Regions from separate parts of the Homo sapiens genome. Here regions 2 and 3 are each linked to region 1. A link is an interaction called in ENCODE POLR2A ChIA-PET data of the cell type or tissue named here. Cell type or tissue: OCI-LY7. All regions are shown on one strand. Links, peaks and the distances in the headings refer to the core of each region. The heading gives the core; the rest is flanking DNA.

Region 1 (6,853 bases), core at 1,002-6,001:
TCAGGAACATATTTTCTATTTGTTTTGAATCACTCCTTGAAGACTTAAAATATTCTAAGTAGCCGTTAATTTTAATCAAAACTGTTTCCATTAGGATAGAAAAAAATAGCATTATTTCAGTGCAAACTGACAACATTCTGTTGGAGTAAATATCACTTGAAAATAGGTGACTTGTTATGTATACAGAAATGAAAAGGGGAATACAAAACTGGAAGTGTCCTTAACAGACAAAGCAGGTGCTCACAAACTACAGTTCCAAATAACAAAACCCAACTTTATACTAATTGGAAAACAATAATAATACATTAAATAAACTGGAGAAAATGAATCAAACATGTGCCTGCCTGCCTTTCTGTAGCAAAGGTATAAGGAATAGCGAAGAGTTATCAGAGTTATAAACTGAAGAGAGATGTATGTTTTCTCCATCATTTTTGTCTCAGCTAACAGTGTTTTGGTCAAGCATTAGTCTTTGCAAGTACAAATGAATTGTGAAATACAGTCAGTTGTAGAGCAGGACCATCTTAAAGTGCACAGGGAAATGATGTTAAACTGAAAGGCAGTGGGTTTCAAACTTTAATGAGCCTAAGCCTGAATACCAGATGACCTAATTCACTGGTCAGCTTTCTACAAAATCAACATAGGTGATTCTGATGCAAGTGACAGATGGACTGCATTTTGTAGAACACTGCTATGTGGTATGCATGCATAGCAATAAAACATAAAAGTCAGCTGAAATTTTGGTGAAGGAGATAGGTTCAGGGAGGAAAAAGTGTTTCTATTTGTCTTAATTGACATTATGCATGTAACCTAGATCTGAAGAGATAATGAAAGAAATAAAGTAATTTTTGTTTATAATAAATTGAGTTGAATGATTTAAATCTATTTGAATTAACATACGTACTACATCAGTTTTAGAGTTAAATCATTCAGTAAAATAATGTATTAATTATCCTTAGAAAATGAGAGGTTCCACAAAAGATGTGACACCAAAAACTTCAGGTGTCAAAGCTCTGTATATTTTAGCATTTCTATGGACTCTTTCTAAAATGAATTTTCTACTTCCTGCACAAACCAAATATACTAGAAAATATTTAAACTGGTATAGGTGACTTATGACATTTACCACTGAGTTAAGATAAAATATCTTGAGTTAATATCTCAAATCTGCCACTTACTAGCCTTGGGGAAATTGCATAGCTCCCCATGCCTTGCTTACTTATTTGTGAAATAAGTTGCATATCTCATGTAGGATTATGGGGAATCAAATGTGTAAATGCATATGAAAGAGCCTCATAACATGTCCAGCACTTCATCATTACTTTTCCTTTCTGTCCTAGGCTGTTAGTCTTGCAATTCTCACTGCTATACTTGGTTCTTTCAGCTTAATGTTTTTTATCTTTAGAAGGTGACTAAAACAGACAATCAAACTTGTTAAGAACCACGTGCTAAATGAAAGTGAGTGCCCAAGGCCACAATATTAGGGTTTGAACTACTTAATTAATTTAAAACTATGTACCTAATTCAGAGTTCAAAGGCATTCTGAGCTACTTAATTAATTTCAAACTATGTACTTAATTCAGAGTTGAGGGTGTTAAGTTCAATCTCTATTTAAGGTGTGAGTATTATTGAAATAGTTTAAATTAAACCACAGAAAATTATTTAATAAAAGGATAGTTTGGGTAAACAAATAGGGACAATTCACCTTCTCAAATCATTTTATACAGTTACAGAGATTTCACAAAACATAATGTTAAATAATAGTAATTCATTTTCAGCCCTATATATGGATGGGATGTTTCTGCAAATGATGTTAATAGTTGATTAGGCTTGAAATAGATACTACAGATTTTGTCTCAAACTCTAATAATATGTCAGAACCCATTTGATAGAAAAAAACTCTAATGATAAATGTGTAATCATTTCCAGAGAAATTAAATCAGCATTGTGCTTTGAGATAATTTTTTTTAGTTTAGTGACAAATTGAGGCAATCTATCCCTCTCACTGAGTTTTAGGGTCTGTTTTTCAGTTTACTATTTTATTTTTCTCCTGAAGAGGAAGGAGATAAGAAAAGACAGAATGTAAGAAATGGGGTATAAAAATAGAGAAATTATATACTTCCTTTGTGTTCTGGAAAAAATAAAACACGATGGTTTGCTAATAATTGTGGGAGGTTATGTGTTTGTATGGATTCTTTGCAGTATCACTAATCTACAAAAAAAAAATGGCACATACTGTCCCTATAAGGGATAAAATAAAACAAAACAACAAAGCTTTAGAGCATGACCATCATCGACGATTTGTGAATTTCACACAGCATTTATTCATTAATCTGGTTCAGCATTAGAAAATTTACAAAAATATTTGCCCTCATAATCAGGTATATCAAGCCAAATACACTTGTACTTGAAGAATTCTCTGCTTGGGACAGTGTATGGTGTAGGCTGTAATGACACAATTCAGTTATTCTTGAGTCAAGACCTACAATAGTGAGTGACAGGGTTTTCAGGTAACATATTCAGTCTTCCAGCTCCCATTTCATCCTTCAGTTAACAGGGAGTTAAGAGCCGAATCCTCAAAACGTCCAAGAGAACTCAAAAGAGTTTGCTCAGTGGAGTTCAAATATCAGGCTAAAAGCAAATTGCAATTTTGATTTGAACCCTGCTTCCTACAAGTGTCCCAATGCAGGTGTGGTCTGGATTTGATAAAACATTAACTTTGTTCTCTATGTAAATAAAATGGTGGCTACACAGGTGCACCTGCTGTATGGTATTATGGGCAACCACAAAGTTATCAGAGTGTAACTTAGAAAAAATAAACAGAACAAGTGTGCTAAAGGGCACATTTAGATTGCCGTTGTAGATTGTGTATACAGTTAAATCATTCTGTCAAATAAGTTTAATGTAGTTATTGAATATAATGTATAGTTCACATGGAAGCTAATTTGCCCAGCATTCCCACATGTCCCCTGATTTAGTGAATATTTTAAAACTTTGCTCAACAATTACATAACAGGAAGGTATCTAAAAGTGGAGAAAGAAAAAAACATGGTGTTAAAATGTGGAATAAGCTATGCTTCCTTTTAATATCTTTTGTGAAAAGACAGAATGATGGAGAGCACTGAGAACATTTATTACTGACAGGTGTAATTTCACCCCTACTTGAAAGGCCATGACTTTAAAAGGAGATGAAAGCTTCCAGCTGATGAATGAGGGAAGAAAAGTCTGACAGGAATAACATGACTGTCTCAAGGGAATTGAGTCATGTGGTCCTGCGGTTTACCATTTGGCCATGAAGTTACAAAGATTTACAGTGTGCTCTAAAGGGGTTTGGAACCCGTTTATTTGCACTTACTTTTGGAGGGCTGATAGAACAACTTAAAGAAACTTACAGGGTGACCAGCTCATCACCCAACTAATAATAGCACAATGGTTATCAGCCACCCAGAGCAATATAACCATGACTGATGAAACCCTCCTACAACTAAGTTGGAGGGCTGATAACAAGATTTGAGATAGCCATCTGGGTATAAAAGAGCCTTTATTATTATCATTGAATAGAATCGATGGGTTTGCATCTAGAAAGGAACTTTGTAGATTTTATGGTATCAGAAATAATGTCCCAAAGGACTTTTTAGCTTTAGGTCCATTTTGATGAAAACTTTTTTTAAAAAGTTCTTTAAATGGCACTAACTAAACTAATATACATTCTGTACTATTATTTTTAAGGTGCTGAGCTAAGAAACTGAATTTCAGAAAATTAAGGTTGTAAAATAGAGAAGATAAAGTATGAATTACTATAACCTGAGAAAGAATGTGACAGTGACCTAGGAAAGACAGAAGATAGAATGGGAGACAAAAATGAGAAGTGGCTATTTCTCTGTAGGTACTAAATTTGCATACCGTTTTGTTAGATTTTGCTCTTGCTTTCTTAAATGTGAATATTTTTACCACTTCAGTACTAAGTCCAGGTTAGGGGTTGGGGGACACTGGAAGTGCTGCTGGGTTCAGCAATATTCACTCCAGGGAAATCAGTGTGCTGTCTTCTAAGAACAGAGAGCAGACTCTCATTTCTGTCCACACTTCACTAGTGTCATTTTTTTTAGAGCATTTATCAAATTAAAAGGATTATTAAAGTGATCAGAAAGAAGAGACACAAGGAGGAACCAGAATCTCTTCAATTAATAAATTACTTAGAACTACCTTATAAAGCATAAAAATAAAATAAGTAAGCAAATTCTCTGCAAATCTATAGACACTAATAAGCATTATTCAGCCTTTTTAAAAGTCTTTAAAAACATCCTGTGGGTAAAATTATGCCCAGATATAATCTGGATAAGGATAGGCCTATTAAAGTGCATTTGGTTGGTTCAAACATAGTCTAGAATTTTTAGCTTCTTTTCACTCTATCATTTTGAGGGTCATTTATAGACTATTCAAACACAATTATTATTTTCCTGGACAAAATTCATTAGTAGGCACAGGAATATGAGCACAAAAACTTATAGAATATAGCATATAAACATGCAAATATAGACAAACTATGTATTACTAGAGAACTACCAAAACAGTTACACATAAAATAGCAATTTTAAGAAATTCCACAAATGTTAAATAAACAAAAAATAGGAAAAGTGGTACACATTAATTGTGCCATGAAAAAAATCATATGTTCCATTATTACTTTGGCCTTTTATAAATATAAACAAGAAATAAAAAATAACATTAACGTTGATTACTCTGGACTACTTAAAATTATATGATATTAAATAAATATTCTGTTGATAAAAATCCAACATAAAGAGACATATCTAAATAACCTTTACACTTTAATAAATAAACCCTATAAACCAACCTTGAAACATTTCAAAAAATATATCCTTCTTCTACCAAATAGCTTCCTTCTCTCACTGCATAGTTTCCTACCTTGGAAATATTTGTAGGAACAGCATGACATAGTTATCAAGATTCTTTAGCATAACTAAATAATATCACAGAAAGAAGCTCCTAATAACTGGGAATATTATTTTGACTTAACTGGAAGTTTTGCTAGTGTAATTACACACAAGGCAATATTCCTGTTTACAAAGTCACATTATTTAACCCAACATATACTTATTTTTTTAAAGCATTTTACATTTCTGAACACAGGAAAGTACTCAAGTAGCAAATATATGTATACTAAAGCCCTTGGAAACTTTTCCAAAAAATTCATCCATACATTCCTTTATATTGAGTTATAACCTTGACTTAACAGTCTCAAACACTATGTGAATATAAAATACCCAATAAAATAAAGTTAAATGTAGGCAATCTCAAGTTATTTTTAGAATTGTATTTTATCATGAAATGTTTTCATCTAACATTTTCTTTATTCTTCTCCTTTTAATCATCCCCTCTTTCTCTGTGCACATACACACACACACACACACACACACACACATGCATCGTGTAAGCTTTACCCAGTTTTACACAAGAATTCTAACCCATTTCTGACCCTTAACATGATTATTCTGTTTCTAACTCTATTATTACTCATTAAACCTCCTGGCTTCATCCCATTGGTAACATCTGCTTTCTATCAATGCCAAAGACAACAGGTTCTTTAAACAAACTTTCTTTAAAAAATAAGATTTTAAAATATAAGAGTTGTATGGATTTTTTAAGTGAAAACCTAAGTTCCTTCATTAAATCTACAATGCGCTTTTTTTCAAAATGAGAGCCATTTACCCTAAAAAAATTCTGGAAAATATCAACATCTGTACATTGCAATAAAAGCACTACTTGTGACTGTCATTCATCAAGCTGGTGAGTAATTCGGAAAACAGTAGCAATAGCCCTTGGAGTGGAGTATATATGTAGGATGAAGCCAAAATGTTTTTCTAACTTGTAAAGGAAACTTTTCCATAAGCAGTACTTACTGCCAGTTGCTTCTTCAAGATATGAGCAGCATCAGTCTCCTGTTGATTTAGCTTAAACAAATTAAAAGGGGAAATCCAACTGAGGTGTATTCCACATGTTAACAAATCTCCTATCTAAAGTATAGCTTGAACCCCACCCTCTGGTACTGTTGGAATCAGTTATCTATTTCCTAATTACTTAGTCTCGACAACACTTGTGAATGGTAAAAAAAAATTAGATAGCTCATATCTCTAACATGAATATCCCCATATATTATAACTGTACAGATAAGTATGTGTGTATATATACACACACATATATTTGTATATAAAATTGTAAAGTAGTAAAATTGAAAAAGAAACTTTGGCTACGAAATGCTTTCTAAATGTCTCCACTACACTACATTCTAATCTAAAATAAAATTAGGCAAAACTACTTCATGTAACCTTCACATTGTTACAATACATAGGCTCCCAGTTCAATGTAATTTCCAAGTTGGCCCCACTATGAAAGATTCATGACCATAATTACATTTCTATTCCCACAGCATTAAGAAATGGAAAGCAAGTATTTCACCTTTGCAGTGACACATTTCCCAGTTCTCCTTGCACAACTTAAATTATAATACAAGCCCTCGAAACAATCCTTTTTATTCTGAATCATGCCCTTCCAACACACATAGCTTTCAGTCTGCAGCCAGAAGCTGAGCGATCACTGTCGACTTCTTTGACTTTATGGAAAATAACACAATGTTTCTCTGGTTTCTGAAGTAGGAAAATGTTGAATTCTTATATCTTGGTGTTTTCTCTTTTTTTTCTGTCTTACAATTCATTTTTTCCCTAATTCTCTAATGTTTACAGCTCTAACCCCTGGCGTCATCACCTTCTTGCCTCCCTCATTTCCTCCCTTCTCCATTCCTTGTTCTTTTTCTTACTTTCTCTCTCTCATGGTCTCT
Region 2 (6,853 bases), core at 906-5,905, 440 kb before region 1:
TTATTCTTTTAATGGGTTTGCAATAAAATACCACTTAAACCAAAGCGAATGCCATACTAATTTACAAACAGCGAAGTATAGGATGTTCTTTCATTTAGTTTATTAAAAGAGGGACTTACAGTGTTTTTATATCTATCACTATCATTCCTTCAAGGAAGACGGGTGTGAAATAGCTGGAATTATAAACTTAACCCTTCCAGCTCATGGCCAGCCTCTTCATTTTACCAGTGAGGACACTAAAGACACACAGGTAACACAGTGCCTTTCACAAAATAGATGCTCAAAACATATTTATTAAATGACTGAACCACCATAATTAGCTACAGGCAGAGACAGAACAAACTCCACGTCTTCTGATACTGCACAGCCTCCAAAATGGCTGAGATATTTCTAAGTATCAGATAAGACGGAACTAAAATGAGGATTAACCACAGATTAACACCAACAATGATCTACGGCCTGAAAGCATTTCCATCACACAAATAAATATAGTGAGAAGAAGGATATTGAAATAATTTTGAAGACTAAAGTTATAAGAGGACACATATATGTATGTGACACATAGAAATGGAAAGCAAAGACAAACAAGTGTCTATATTTGATTCCCATACCTGACGAATAATGTTTTGTAAGCTTTGCTAACTTGTAGATTTCGTGACTGAGCCAAAAGCCCTGATCTATGTGAAAAAGTGCCTGACTTAGATGTGACTGAAGAATGATATTCAATATTTGGTTATGGTTAAATTGGTCATTTAAGAAGATCTTCAATATTCTACCAGTTTTTGGGCCTCAACATCTACCAATAACTTCATAGGAAGTAAAGGCATATCAGGAGAATTAAAGAGTTAATGGCTTTAGGAAGGATTTTTAAATTCAATTTAGAATAAATAAAAGCATTTGTGAAAAAGAAGTACAAAAGAGGAATTACACTTGTGTTTTCAAAAACTAGGTTTCTGATTCCTTTTTCTGGTAGGAAATGAAATGAAAACAACTGTATTTGCAATTAAATAGCTGGGTCAAGTGGTAACTCTCTGTATATGCTCTTGAATTATTCTATCATATTTGGCAAAGTTCTTATAACTGAATGGTGTTTGCCAAAATACAAAATTAAAAAAAATAAAGAATCCTGTGTAAACTGAATTATAAAACCATATTAAGCAAACCATCCTACAGAGGGCACAGGCACCTGGCGCATGTACGCACATACATACACACTAACGCTCAGCATAAACTTTCCATTACACTTAGACAATGACTTGTGGAGGAAAAACAAGGATAAACAAGAGTCTCAAGAACTTAAGAAAAACATCAGAGTTGATTATTTAGCACTTTCTCAGGATTCTAAGGCAATAAGCCTAATTCAAAACGCGAAATTGTTCTCTATTTCCCATTAGTCATTAAATGAGATAAATGACAAGCTATTGCTGCTTCTCCATTCTGTTTTCAAAGAACATTACAAAAATAAACCAGTGTGTTCTCTAACAGTTCTAAAAACAGTTTGATAAGTTGTTGTGTTTGATTACAAAAAGAGAAATAGATGTCCATATTTACTAAAAATCTTGCTTTAAGTTACATTCAGAAACAAATACAGTTCTTTTCCTTGGTGGCAATCTTCAGTCTATTTGCTCATTCCCCTCTGACTATAGAAATAATCTTTTGAAACAAAATGCATTGGCAGTGCAAAAAAAAAAAAAAAAAAAACAGGAAGAAGTCCATAAAAATAAACTAATGATTGAATTAAGCATTCAAATGAGTTCTTTGCCAGGTTATCTGCAAGCGCAAGACTCTACTGTCATGTTAGGGTATACTTTAAGCACTACATTCTTATTTTCATCAAAGAATAAAATACTGAGTGAGGACATCTTTTCTGGTACACAGCAAGGCTCAGGAATCCCAGGAACGACCCCCACAGCTCTCACTATACTCTGGATGGTAGCATGATTTGATGGCTTCAAAGACTAGAGAAAGAAATGAAAGAAGAACACATATGTTAGGTGGAACTGCGTTTCCACTCCTCAGTCCTCATTACACAAAATGCTTATCTAATGAATTTGTTTCAACAATTTAATAAAACCTCTGGCATCATTATACATTAAGCCCAATCGCCTATCCCACCACTACCAAAATGGTTATTATTTATTAAGTGCCTGCTGCATTCCAGGCATATTATATGTAGTATCTCTAATTCTCACAACAAAGCTAACATTTCTTACATTTTACAAAGGCTCAAAAAGCTTAAACGACTTATCTAAGTTCAAATAGCTTGTAAATGGTAGAGGATTTAAACCAAGTTATCTCAGCAAGAATCATTTAATTACAAACAACTTAGCCCCCAAACATGGAATTAATACACTCTACGGTGTTTTCAATAACAGGATTGAAACAAAAAATGATTCGTTATTGACCCTACATTAATCAAAATCCTAACAAGCACTCTATTTAACAGAGATACATTATTGCCACTGCTATATTGATATTTAGGCATTGTTGTTAAAATAAAACCAAGCAGGTCAGAGGGGTATTGATTTATTTAATTTAATAGTTGCCAAGATGGATTGGATGGTTACTATTCCACTATGTAATTATTCAACTCTCCTTAGAAGTACAAACTGGGGGGTAAGAAGACCACACCATTGGCCACTGGGGGTCACTGTTGCTCCACTGGTTTAGAATTAGGCATGGAGTTGTGTTCTAAGAGTGGGCCACGTCCTCTGGGAATTCCCTCTGGGAATTATGAGGGCCTAAAGTTATCCTATGGATACCAGAACTTTCACCAAAGAAGCCTGAGTAAGAATCTTTTCCCTGAGAAAATGCCAAATGGGACCACTAACATTCATGTGAAGCATGTGGTTTTATTTAGAGAACCCCATACAGCTCTGCTCTAGCTAAAAGTACTAAAGGAACAGTCATTTTTGCAAGTCCAGAATGTTAGGTATTGCCAGAGTGGTAAGAACTTCCTAAGAGATGCCCCACTGTGCAACACCTGTGTTTCTCGATTCCTCTTTTAGGCAGGTGAAAGTAGTTTTGTTTTAAACACATTGAGAAACAGAAGTTTGGTAACTTGCCAGAGACCAATTCAGGAGTAGGACTTTGACCAAAACTTTCGCTTTTTAATTTCAGAACTTTGAGCCATGTTTCTCATGGCTCAGAGGAACCCCGCCCCAGTGGATTGGTATTTTAATTTCAAACTCCTAAAGCTCCCAGCATGGGAAACTGGAACAAGTTAAAACTTTAAGGGTATATACAAACCAAGGGAGAAGACAATAATATAGAAAGCAGGCATACTCTTAAAAAAAAAAAGAAAAAAAGGATTATTTTTGGCAGAGAAAGGTTAAATCTCATCCCATCTTTTAATATCAATGAAATAAAATCCATACATCAGACTTCAACTTTATTGTGATTAGGCATAAGTAACTAAATAATTAGACTTAATGATGGGCAACTGTTCTTACTTTTTTTTCCTAGAGATTTTCAGTATATGTTAAAAAGACTGGTTAACTTTGAATTAATTAGCTTTAATTCATTACAAAGCAAGTTATTCCTCCCTTGAGGAGAGGAAGTCCATGCTGTTTTATTTTGCACATTGTATGCCCTGCATCACCAATAATATCTGTGTAACTTACACAAACTACAATCAGTATTGTACAACAAATGTCAGTAGCCATTGCTTGTTATTGCTATTGGTAATTTCTAAAGAAAGCTTTTGCAGCCATCCACTTTTCTCTACTGATTTAAAGTTATTTTTATGACTCAATAATCTAAATAGCTTGTCATAAAGCGAAAACTTTTAAACTAGATTTTCCAAAATTATTCTGTTATTTTAATGTTTAATGACTCCTATAATATTTGAATTTTATACAAAGTGGATCAACTTAATTAGATGAGACCTTGGGTGCTAAATTCTCCTGTGCATTGCTGTTCCTGAGCACCTAGTATAATCTAGGCATGGAACAAATGCTTGTTAAATGGATGAAATACTTAAAAGAAACAACATACCCTCCATTTTTATCCATTTCTGTGGAAATAGTTCCTATCAACACAAATACAAGTTTCTGTGCAAATGACCTGGTGTAGATATGGATAATATTCATGGGTGTTTCCTAGGAAAATTCCTGTCCTTTTTTTTACAGCTTCAAGTAACAAATGATAGATTCAGAAACTATGAGTATATGAGTAGTCTCTAGTGGGCTCACTGGAATTTGGACAGAAGCCCCTGATTCTGCATTGGTGTATCTTATCAGGAACCTCTCAGATTACTAGGAAGTTTCCCCTGCTTTTTTTTTTCTCACTATGAAATCCTCTGATCAACCTGCCATTAACAGAAATAATTACATCGTGCACAAAAGATCCATCCGGTAATTTGCTGGTGTAAAGCATATTGCCAGTCCGGAATTTCTGTTTGTTTCTGAGTTCAGGTCATGTTTCTCATGACTCTTTATTAAACAAGTTAAAAAATTAATATATCAATTACTAATGCATATCTGTGGTATTTGCCTTACCAGCTCTTTCTAATGAGGGTGAAGCACGACTTCAATAGCAGTTAGGTAATTTTTTGCTTAAGTAACTTAGCACATCAAGATTTAATGTTTTTGGAGTTCATTTTTATGACCAGAGATTAGAATTGGAAGATTCAGGAAATTAATTGAGGTTGTATCATTTTGAACGCATTAAATGTGAATTTCTTCTTTGTATGGAATACTTGGTTCAAAGTGTTTAGATTCTTTGCTGCCTAATTCTATGTGTTTGCTATTTATAGCTTTTGCAAAATTCCTTGAAAAAAAAAAAGCAAAACTAACTTCTCTTGGATCTTTGTCAGTGACAACAGCTCAATCACTTTCATTTGAAATTTCTGTTTTCCATCTCTTCTAAGGTGATGAGGAGAGGCAAAGGTATAGAACTTGGCATTAACTGTATGGGTATTTTTCATCTCATGGCAGAATTCCAAGAATCTCTCTCTGGGAGAACAGATTGGCTGTAAGGGCTAGAAATCAGAAAAATCCAAACTGCCGTGTCTGTGAATGAAATCTACAATGGTCAGGCCTGCACCTGCCAAGCCGTGTATGATGTCCTCGAGTTGAATTTGATTACAAATGCATTAGCAGGGGAGAGCATGTCATCAGCTAAGAGCCTTCATTCCTGACCTGGGCCATGGAGTTTTACTCCACAATTCTTCCAGTCCAGCCCACATGGGTGTGATAGCCCAGAAACTATCTAATTGGAATCAGTGAAAGGGCAAAGCCTGGAATTTGGGAAAGGCAGAAAGAACACAGCTGTTCTGAATTAGAGAACAGGTTGTCAACTTTTGCAGACAAAAAGCCCTGCCATATAGAACACTCTTTGGCTCAGGAGGCCAAAAGAAAGGAGGGCCAACAAAGCAGTCTAGCCTGGGGGAACTTTCTCTGGGGCAAAAACTATATCTAAAGTCTGAAAGGTCTTTGGCACCTCAGTTATTCCACATGTTTTGTACTGATCTGACCAGTGGCCTTGATTCTCCTCTGTTGCTTAGACTATATTTTTATTTACAAAGTTCACTCTGGTTGCAGTATTGGACACGGTGCAGATAACAGGGATGTTTATTAATTACCCCTAATGTAGCAGCTTCATTTGGCTGCATGTTTCCCATCTTTTTGGTCACCGTACCACTTGAAAGACACAAGGCGTGGAAGGCTTAAAGGGAACCACTAGAAAGCTTTAAAAGTTAAACAGATACACACAAGGTGATGAGAGATTGAGAACTCTATGTAACAGCCAAACTTCCACTCTCAACTTGGCAAAAGGAAATCTGAAGCTCAGAGAGAAAGCTCCACACTTATCCCTGTTATGTCTCCCTGGAGTTCTGATGCCCTTCCAAGTTTTGACAAATATTATGATGAGTTCAGTTGCTGCAACTGATGCTCTCCTGATTCTCTTACTCTCCAAATAAACCTCCCTGGAAGAGCTCACGGGCGGTTGAATGCAAAGGGAGAAACCTATTTTCAGCTTTGTGATGTTTGAAAAGGGACTAGAAACATTTAGAAAACATTTTCCTGCCTTACAACTTTTATTCTCTTGATCTCGTTTCCTATGTAGTCTTTCTTCAGAGTCCTACGTTTGCTTTTCTTTCTCCTCAGTCTCAGAAATGGCCGTGAATAATAATGCCAATAACAGGTATTTATTGATAACCTACTATGTGCAAGGTGCTCTACTGTCTCATTTTTCCACTGTTTTTGTTATATAGAAACTATTATTTTTACTATTTACTATTTGACCCATTTCAGACTGTAAAAATAACTTGTAGAGAGTCTGAATAACTTCTCCAAAGAGTCATAGCAGGTAAGTGGTAGAATCAAGATTCAAGTTAAAAGGATTTGACTTTTATTTTTGCTACTCAAAGTGCAATTTGTGAATCAGCAGCATCTGCATCACCTAGGAACTTGTTAGATATGCAGAATCTTAGGCTCTACTCCTATATCCACTGGATCAGAACCTACATATTAACTAAATCCAGGGCAATTTGCCAGGACATTAAGGTTTAAGATGCCCTGCTATGACCAAGCGTGTACATTTAATTATTCTTCTGCACTAACATACTTCTCTCCTTAAATTTATTTCTGCTATTTTTACCTTATTCCTCATCAATTCTTAAATTATTATTCTTTAGATCACTGAGAAACATGATGGAGCTCTTCTGAAGTAACAGCAGGTTTCGGAACAGTAAAAGCAGGTAGAACCAATAAATGAGAGGGACAAATTGGAAGTAATTGTGGTGGGGTGGATACCAAATCAATTCTCCAGAGCTAGAGGTTCAAAAGCAAACTAACAGAGTATCTCTGCATTATCATGGCTTCCTGAGTCCTGAAGATTGTAGTCAGGA
Region 3 (6,853 bases), core at 1,172-6,171, 420 kb before region 1:
GCCTAGTTTCTAGGTGCCAGGCACTTCAAGGTAACTACATTTTAATAGTTTTTCTAGTCCCTTAGCATCAAACCTATCAAAAATGATGTTTTCCCACTGGTTCCATATATTTTGAAGGAATGGCTCCTATTGGGATGATCATTCAACACTTAGTTATATACTATCTTTGCCGAAGCCTTATATTTTAGCCTTATACTTCAGAAACATTTCAATATTATAATTACTTATCTTAAAAGTACTTTGGTCATAGGAGGAAAGAATCTCCTCTTCCTCATTGCAGGAAAATATTCACTTGTGGGGCTGGATTGCCTCAGTTATTTTTTTAAATCTATGAAGTATGTGAGATTTTTTAAAAGGTGATAAGTACTCACTAAAATGTGCTATTTTGGTGGGTGCATGTCATGAATAGTGAAAGTTTCCTAACAACATGTGTGCTTTAATTGTTTTTCCTAAAGAGATTATATTTGTCATTAAGAAAAGGAAGATTAAGTGACTATGGGAGTCATGAGAAAGTGATGATCCTAAAGTATCTTAAAAGATCAAGACAGAAGAAAAATTCATGTAAAATATTCTTCTTTATCATATAGTAGCCAGAGACAACTTAAACCAAAATCAAAATAAATGCTAATTTCATATCCTTCTGTCTTCCTTCACATGGTGTATTTTTATGAAGCTGACCTTCTCTGTCACTAATAGATTTTGTGAATTACCTTTTGCAAAGGGAAAGATAAAACCTATCTTTATGTAAACCCTTCCACATGACAAAAAAACTTACAAGCACTCCAAACTTACGGTTTTGGCACACCAACTACATAGCATTCAGGGAGGAGAAAAGGGTTTAGCAGAAAGTGTATTTAGGATGAATGCCACCCACCATCAAGTAATGGTTTAAGTAGAAAGTAATCAGAGGGAGACCACAGCAGCTAAATTTCAATCGAAGATATTCTAGGTTTAGAACAATAAATAATTTTAATCAGGTATGTACCAAGGCACAAACAGGACTCTAAAGCTATAACTCAGCCTGAATAAGCACTCAGAGGCTGCCGGATCAGCAGCTGCCCCATACACAGCACACCACCTGATCTTCCATTAAAATTTCTAACGTCTTCAGTACAGAGAAACCCATATGTTCTAAAACTTAAAAACTCTGGACTGGAAAACATATCTACTATATTAATTTAGACAGCATCTTTCACCTACAAGGGAACATATGTCACAAGGTGAAAGGGTGTTATGGAAATGCTGATATGGATGACGAGAGAGGGACACACATGAAAACCTTAGCACCTTCCTAGAGTCCTGCCTTATTAGAGCCAGAACTGCCTTATAATAGTCTTTTTAGTGTGTTAGTAACTAAACACTCTTGGAAGGGGCCCAACACGAACCACCTCACCAGGAGCCTCAATGAGGTAACATGACACTTAAGCTTCCACAAAAACCAGTGTCTACATTTGATGAATAAGTCATTAAGACAGTCTCTAGGATGCTAAAGGGATTACTTTTCTTATCAGGGCACACAGCCTTGTATATATGCATCAAGCTGCAACTCATCGTTTCAAGGGAATGTCTGGCCTCCATATCAGAGTTTATTATTTGATGCTATGAGACTACAGTGAGGCTGATAAGGCACACTCTGGAATACTGCAAGGAATGAGTTGAAGCCAAAAAGAATATGGTGCCTGAGTTGTTAAAATCTTTATCCATGGTTAACTTGGCCTAAAACAAATAAAAGCTATACAATACGTGAATGAAACAAATTCAAATTCTACCTCCAAACCATGTGGTTCATTCTATAAATGAAACTTGTTAATCCCAAACATATTGTTTTTTATCTTAGGGGCCTCAGCTACTCCCTAGCAATATAACCAAGAAAACAAATATCAAGATAAGAGTCATTTGAGTACCTTCATTTTTGCCACCTGCCTAGCTCACCCAACTTCCTTTCAATCCTTGCAACTCCCACATGAGTTACTCACTGAGTTATGCCCCTAGAGTTGCACTAAAGTAAACAGAGTATTCACTGGTGTAGTCAGCTGTCAGGACAGCCTCCTCCAATGGCTAGGATACTGTGGATAACACAGAGCAGGTTTCTTTTTCCTTACTGGTGGCGCTCTCCTCACAGATCATGCTCATGGTTTTAAGAAGAAAGTAAAATCTGGTTCAGTTCAGTCTCTAGCTAAAGACTTCTGTATTAGGAAGCATAATTCACATCTATTGTAAATGTCATCATGCCTGTAAGCTCTAGAATATATTTACACAGACAATGCAGGGCTTTCCTTGATGAATGCCTTAGTTTTCCCTTTTTCCAGGAGTCTTGCATATCAAAACTTTGGGAGATTTCTTTCTAGTGATTCTGACAGTATTGACTGAGGCATGGCCTCATTTTCTTGAAGATTCTTGGCTATTGTTCAACTGTTCACTGAAGACAGGCTTTGCAGTTACATTTCCCCTTATCATGAATGTAGTGAACAAAAAAGCCTGGTGAATCCTCAAAGCATAAAAACAGAGTTAGTGTCCAGGAAGCTTTCCCTCAAGCTGTTAACACAAGGGAGGGAGGCTGTTAGCATAAGTTATTCCCTTCACCACAGGGGCTAGGAGAAACCTTGTTAAGCCATGAATTTCAGTCCGAAGTGATCTGTGCTGAAAAATGGGATGAGCAGATTTTCTTGGGCAGATTCCAAGAGGTGTTTACATCCAGGGTTGCTCCCTCCCCTTGTCTCCCAGCTCCTCCCAGGATGGATGGTACAACCCCTGTTTACCCAGATGCGTTTTAATAATCGAAACACCCAAGCACCTGTTTTTTTTTTTTTTTTTTTTTTTTTTGCCACTAAGGAACTATCAAGTAAAGTGTCAAATATAGTACAGTAACACAAAGGGCGCGAATTAGGAGCGGGTGCAATATCTGGAGAAGCGACTGGGGAAGGAGAAAAGGAGAGGGGAAGGCGTCTTATTCAAGTATGATTTCTCTCGGGTCCTGGCATTGGCATAAAATGGCATCTGCCTCTTAGTAAACATGGCTAAAGCCCAGTCCAAAGGAATTTCCGCTGGCCGATTTAGGAATCAACAGAATAAGGTACCCTAGAGGTGCTCCAGTCACTCAGGGCAGGAGGCCTCACAGGCATGGGGTGTCGCCCCTTCCCTTTTTCCACGAAGCTCCTCCAGCCTACCCCTCCACTGCTCCGCGCCTTCATTCTATTTCCCCCTCTCACTTTGGATTTGAAAACTGGGCTTACAGGAGATGCAGCTGGCGACACGCGGGGTGTGACTGGACGGAGGAATCCAGAGGGCAGCTGAGGAGGGCGGAGAAAGGTCCCTAGGCAGCGCCACCAAGCAAGGGGCAGACAAGGAAGCTGTGGGGGGTCCCGGGAGAAAGCTGGGGCGGGACCGCGGGAAGGGAGTCTCACCTCGCGCACTCACCTGCTGCTGCCGCCCGAAAGCTGCGAACCGTGTTGCCTTCGCGCAGGAGCCGAGGGCGCCAGGGCTGCGAGCCTCCCTCCAGGGAGCCCGGTGTCCGGGCCGCCTGGACCGTGCTGTACCTGTCATAGAGCCGCAGCATGTGTTCAGAGACCTTGTCTTGCGGCTGCAGCTCGGAGTCCGGGCCACCACCTGCCGTGCGGTCACCTGGCACAGCTTTGCGGAGCTCCGGGAAAGGTGGCTTCGGTCTCTCTCCCTGCGCCAGGCTCACGCAGAAGCAGCCCAGCCACAGAAAGAGCAGCCTGCTCGCCCCAGCCATGGCTAGGTACCCGCGCGGCGCGTCGGCTCCCGGCGTCGCTGCGGGACACTCCGAAGGCGCAAGGAGCCGGCGGCGGAGCCGAGGGTTGAACTCCAAACCAGCTGGGGCGAGGGCGCACGGAGCCCGGGACGCGGCCGGGTGCAGCGAGATAGCGGCCAGCCCCACTTGCTGCGCTGACCCAGCGCAGCCTGACAGGTGGGCTCTTCCCCAGCAGCTGCGCGGACCTCACCCGCGCAGGGCGCTGCGGGCGCCGTCTCCACTCCAACGCTGAGAAAGAGCTGTAGGTCGCGGCGTGTGTGGCCCGGGTGTTTTCAAGATCTGTCTGTACCTTCCCTCCTCGCTTTATTTTTGGGAACACCCGGCCAAACTGGCCGCGCGAGGGACTAGGACTAGCTCTGTTTTGGGCGCCAGGTCGGAGCCGGGGCTGTGCGCAGCGGTCCGGAGGGCGCTCGATTGCCTTTTCCAGGGATTGGAGCAGCTGCGGCGCGGCTGGTCCGAGTTTTTTAGTGTACGTGTGTGTGTGTGTGCGCGCGCGCGCGCGCGTGTGTGCGTGTGTGTGTGTGTATGAGAGAGAGAGACTTAGTTCTTTCGCTCTCTAGCTGATCTGTAGAGTCCTCAGCCAATCTCTCCCACTCCCTCGTCCTCGCCCTCTTAGCTTGCACCAGGCTGGGATAGAAGCAAGGGAGGGGGGGAGTAACCAGAGAACTGGCAGCGGGAGGGAGAGAAGAGGAAGTAGGGGTGGGGATGGCTGGGGAGAGGAAGGGAAAAGGAGATTCAGGACTAAAGAAATGGTAGGAGGGACGGTTTTTTTGTTTTGTTTTGTTTTGTTTTTGTTTGTTTTTTTTTTTAATTCTCCAAGAACAGTGGCTGTGTGGTGGCTAGCAAGAGGGCAGAGGAAAACAGAACTTCTTCCTGGCTTTTCGGTCTTATGATTCCAAACAAAGTCACAACGTGAACACCATTCTCGCTTACTTTCCCGAGCCTCTTCTGACGGACACTGCGGGCCCCTGCACCTGCAGCCCGTCATCATAGCTTCCTGTCTTTCTGAGAGCATACCCATCATAACGCCCCTCTCTCCCGCATCATCTTCTCTCGAGGTGAGAAATATGTGCGAGTCAATATCATGTTAAAAACAAATAAGAAAACAAGCAAACACACCACAACCCCACCTACAGCTTCCCCCAAAGGTTTCCTTCCTACAGGTCCCCAAAAGGTTTCCCAGCAGGATGGTGCAGTGGTGGCTAAAAACAAGGGTGTGTGGAAGATCCCGGAGTCCGGAACAGAATGTAAGAGTCGCTAGCTTTGTCTTCCTAATTCTCTCTTGTCATGGCTGTACAATGGAGATTAAACTATGAGCAGCCTGGCGCAGTGGCTCAGGCCTGTAATCCCAGCACTTTGGAAGGCCAAAGCGGGTGGATCACGAAGTCAGGAGTTCGAGACCAGCCTTGCCAACATGGTGAAACCTCATCTCTACTAAAAATACAAAAATTAGCTGGGCGTGGTGGTGCGCACATGTAATCCCAGCTACTGGGAAGGCTGCGGCAAGAGAATGGCTTGAATCCAGGAGATGGAGGTTGCAGTGAGCCGAGATTGTGCCACTGCACTCCAGACTGGGTGACAGAGCAAACTTTGTCTCAAAACAAAAAACAAACAAACAAACAAAAAACAACTGTGAGCTAACATTTTTCTCCACACTTATGCTCTAGACATGCCTTGTTATTTATATTTCAAGTATATTACCAAATAATTTTCACAGCAAAACCCATTTTACAGATGAGGAAACTGAGGCAAAAGGATACATAGTAAGTGACAGAACTGAGATCCAAATTCAGGGAGTCTGATTTCTGGCCTCAGGCCAGATAACCACACTATTAATAGTGAAATTAGCATTTAAACTGAAGTTTCAGTGTGCAATCCATGTAAATGTTTAGTGCAGTTCTTGACCATATGCAGTAAAATCTTCAGTCAATGTCTATTGCATTTATCCCTCTTCCCCTCTGTAGGGCAATGGAGTTGATCGAAAAGAAGATAGGCTCCTGGAGTCACACCATGTCTCCAGATCTGAGTTTCTTCTTTGATGGTGAATAACAACACATTCCTTTTAGAGTTTTGTTTGGATGACATTAGAAAGCAGTGCTAAAGTGACTGGCGCACTCACTAGCCTTTAATAGGGGCTCAATCCCTTTCTATCCTAAATTTATCCCAAATCCAGACTACATTCTCCCCACTCAGTCACTTCTTAACCCACTGCGGTTTGGATTTTGCCCTTAGCCACCCCGGGAACTGTTCTGCAGATAATAACACATATTTCAAGAGTAGTTGTGAGGATTAAATGAGATCATGTGTTTGATCTTTGCTTGGCATAAAGAACATAATAGCTTTTGTGATTAATAATGAAGATCTAATTGCAAAATTCAATAGGCCCTGGAAACTCTCTCTTTGATTTTTTCCCTGTGAACTATTGGTTGTTTTTCCATTCCTTTCTGCCCTTTCTCAGTTCTGTCAGCTGCCTCCTCTTTCTAGGCCTGCCTCAAGCGTTCCTGACATCTTTACTCTGCCCTTGGAAAATGCCAAATCCAGAAGAAAATTCTTTTTCAGTTCTTCTGCTTTGGTGGTCACCTCTGGCCTTTAAATATATAGTTCTGGGTCCCCCTCAGCTCCAGTCCTCCTTGCCAAAGAAGTTCATCCTCTTCCCCTTTGAAACCATCTTTGAGACTTCCCTCCCTTTAGCTACAGTGCATATTTCTGTCACAACATTTGCCACTCTGTACTCCACATGATTCTTCATTCATAGATACTGAAGACTGACAGCATGTCTACAATGGCTCCCTTCCCTTTGCTGCACCTCCAATCTGTTATTTAAGCCATAAGCATAAAATAAGAGTGCCATCTCACAGGGTTGTAGTAAAGAATAATTGGATAGTCCATTTCAAGAGATTAGCAGAGTGCCTAGCACATAGCAAATGCTTAAAAAGAGTCGGCTGAGACCTAAGAGAATCGCTTGTCTGTTTTTGTCTAAGGCAGAGATCAAGGCATACCCATCTTTATATTTTAATGACCAGCCATGTCATTCAGAATAATCATAGTAACAGGGGATGATGAGCAAGTAGAATAATCCCT

Evidence for each region. Peaks named below come from ENCODE experiments on the same cell type or tissue, not always from the same donor. Only the 100,000 strongest peaks of a DNase experiment are listed, where the experiment ranks them.
Region 2: POLR2A ChIA-PET joins it to region 1 with 10 read pairs; 2 of 35 experiments call an interaction of 5 or more read pairs at or near these places.
Region 3: POLR2A ChIA-PET joins it to region 1 with 84 read pairs; 2 of 35 experiments call an interaction of 5 or more read pairs at or near these places.

Annotation. Positions count from the first base shown.
Region 1 is chr4:80,607,449-80,614,301 of GRCh38, reverse strand. All of the region lies in intron 3 of CFAP299 (cilia and flagella associated protein 299), which reads right to left. Among named protein-coding and RNA genes, the nearest start is that of CFAP299, 280 kb to the right of the region's middle. In OCI-LY7, for the core only: no CTCF peak of the experiment used is centred there; DNase peaks (open chromatin) are centred at 1,361, 2,721, 3,281 and 3,921; H3K4me3 peaks cover 3,401 bases; H3K27ac peaks cover 5,000 bases.
Region 2 is chr4:81,048,450-81,055,302 of GRCh38, reverse strand. It overlaps BMP3 (bone morphogenetic protein 3), which reads right to left. Exons shown (of 3, transcript NM_001201.5): 3 at 1-1,958. The coding sequence ends at 1,767. Among named protein-coding and RNA genes, the nearest start is that of BMP3, 21 kb to the right of the region's middle. RefSeq lists a silencer at 2,976-3,025. In OCI-LY7, for the core only: CTCF peaks have their summits at 1,189 (motif pointing right), 2,424 and 2,646 (motif pointing right); DNase peaks (open chromatin) are centred at 1,212, 2,652, 2,992, 5,062 and 1 weaker place; H3K4me3 peaks cover 4,483 bases; H3K27ac peaks cover 5,000 bases.
Region 3 is chr4:81,028,165-81,035,017 of GRCh38, reverse strand. It overlaps BMP3 (bone morphogenetic protein 3), which reads right to left and starts at 4,310. Exons shown (of 3, transcript NM_001201.5): 1 at 3,418-4,310. The coding sequence starts at 3,733. In OCI-LY7, for the core only: CTCF peaks have their summits at 1,860, 2,060 and 3,128; DNase peaks (open chromatin) are centred at 1,967, 3,517, 3,897, 4,747 and 4 weaker places; H3K4me3 peaks cover 4,807 bases; H3K27ac peaks cover 5,000 bases.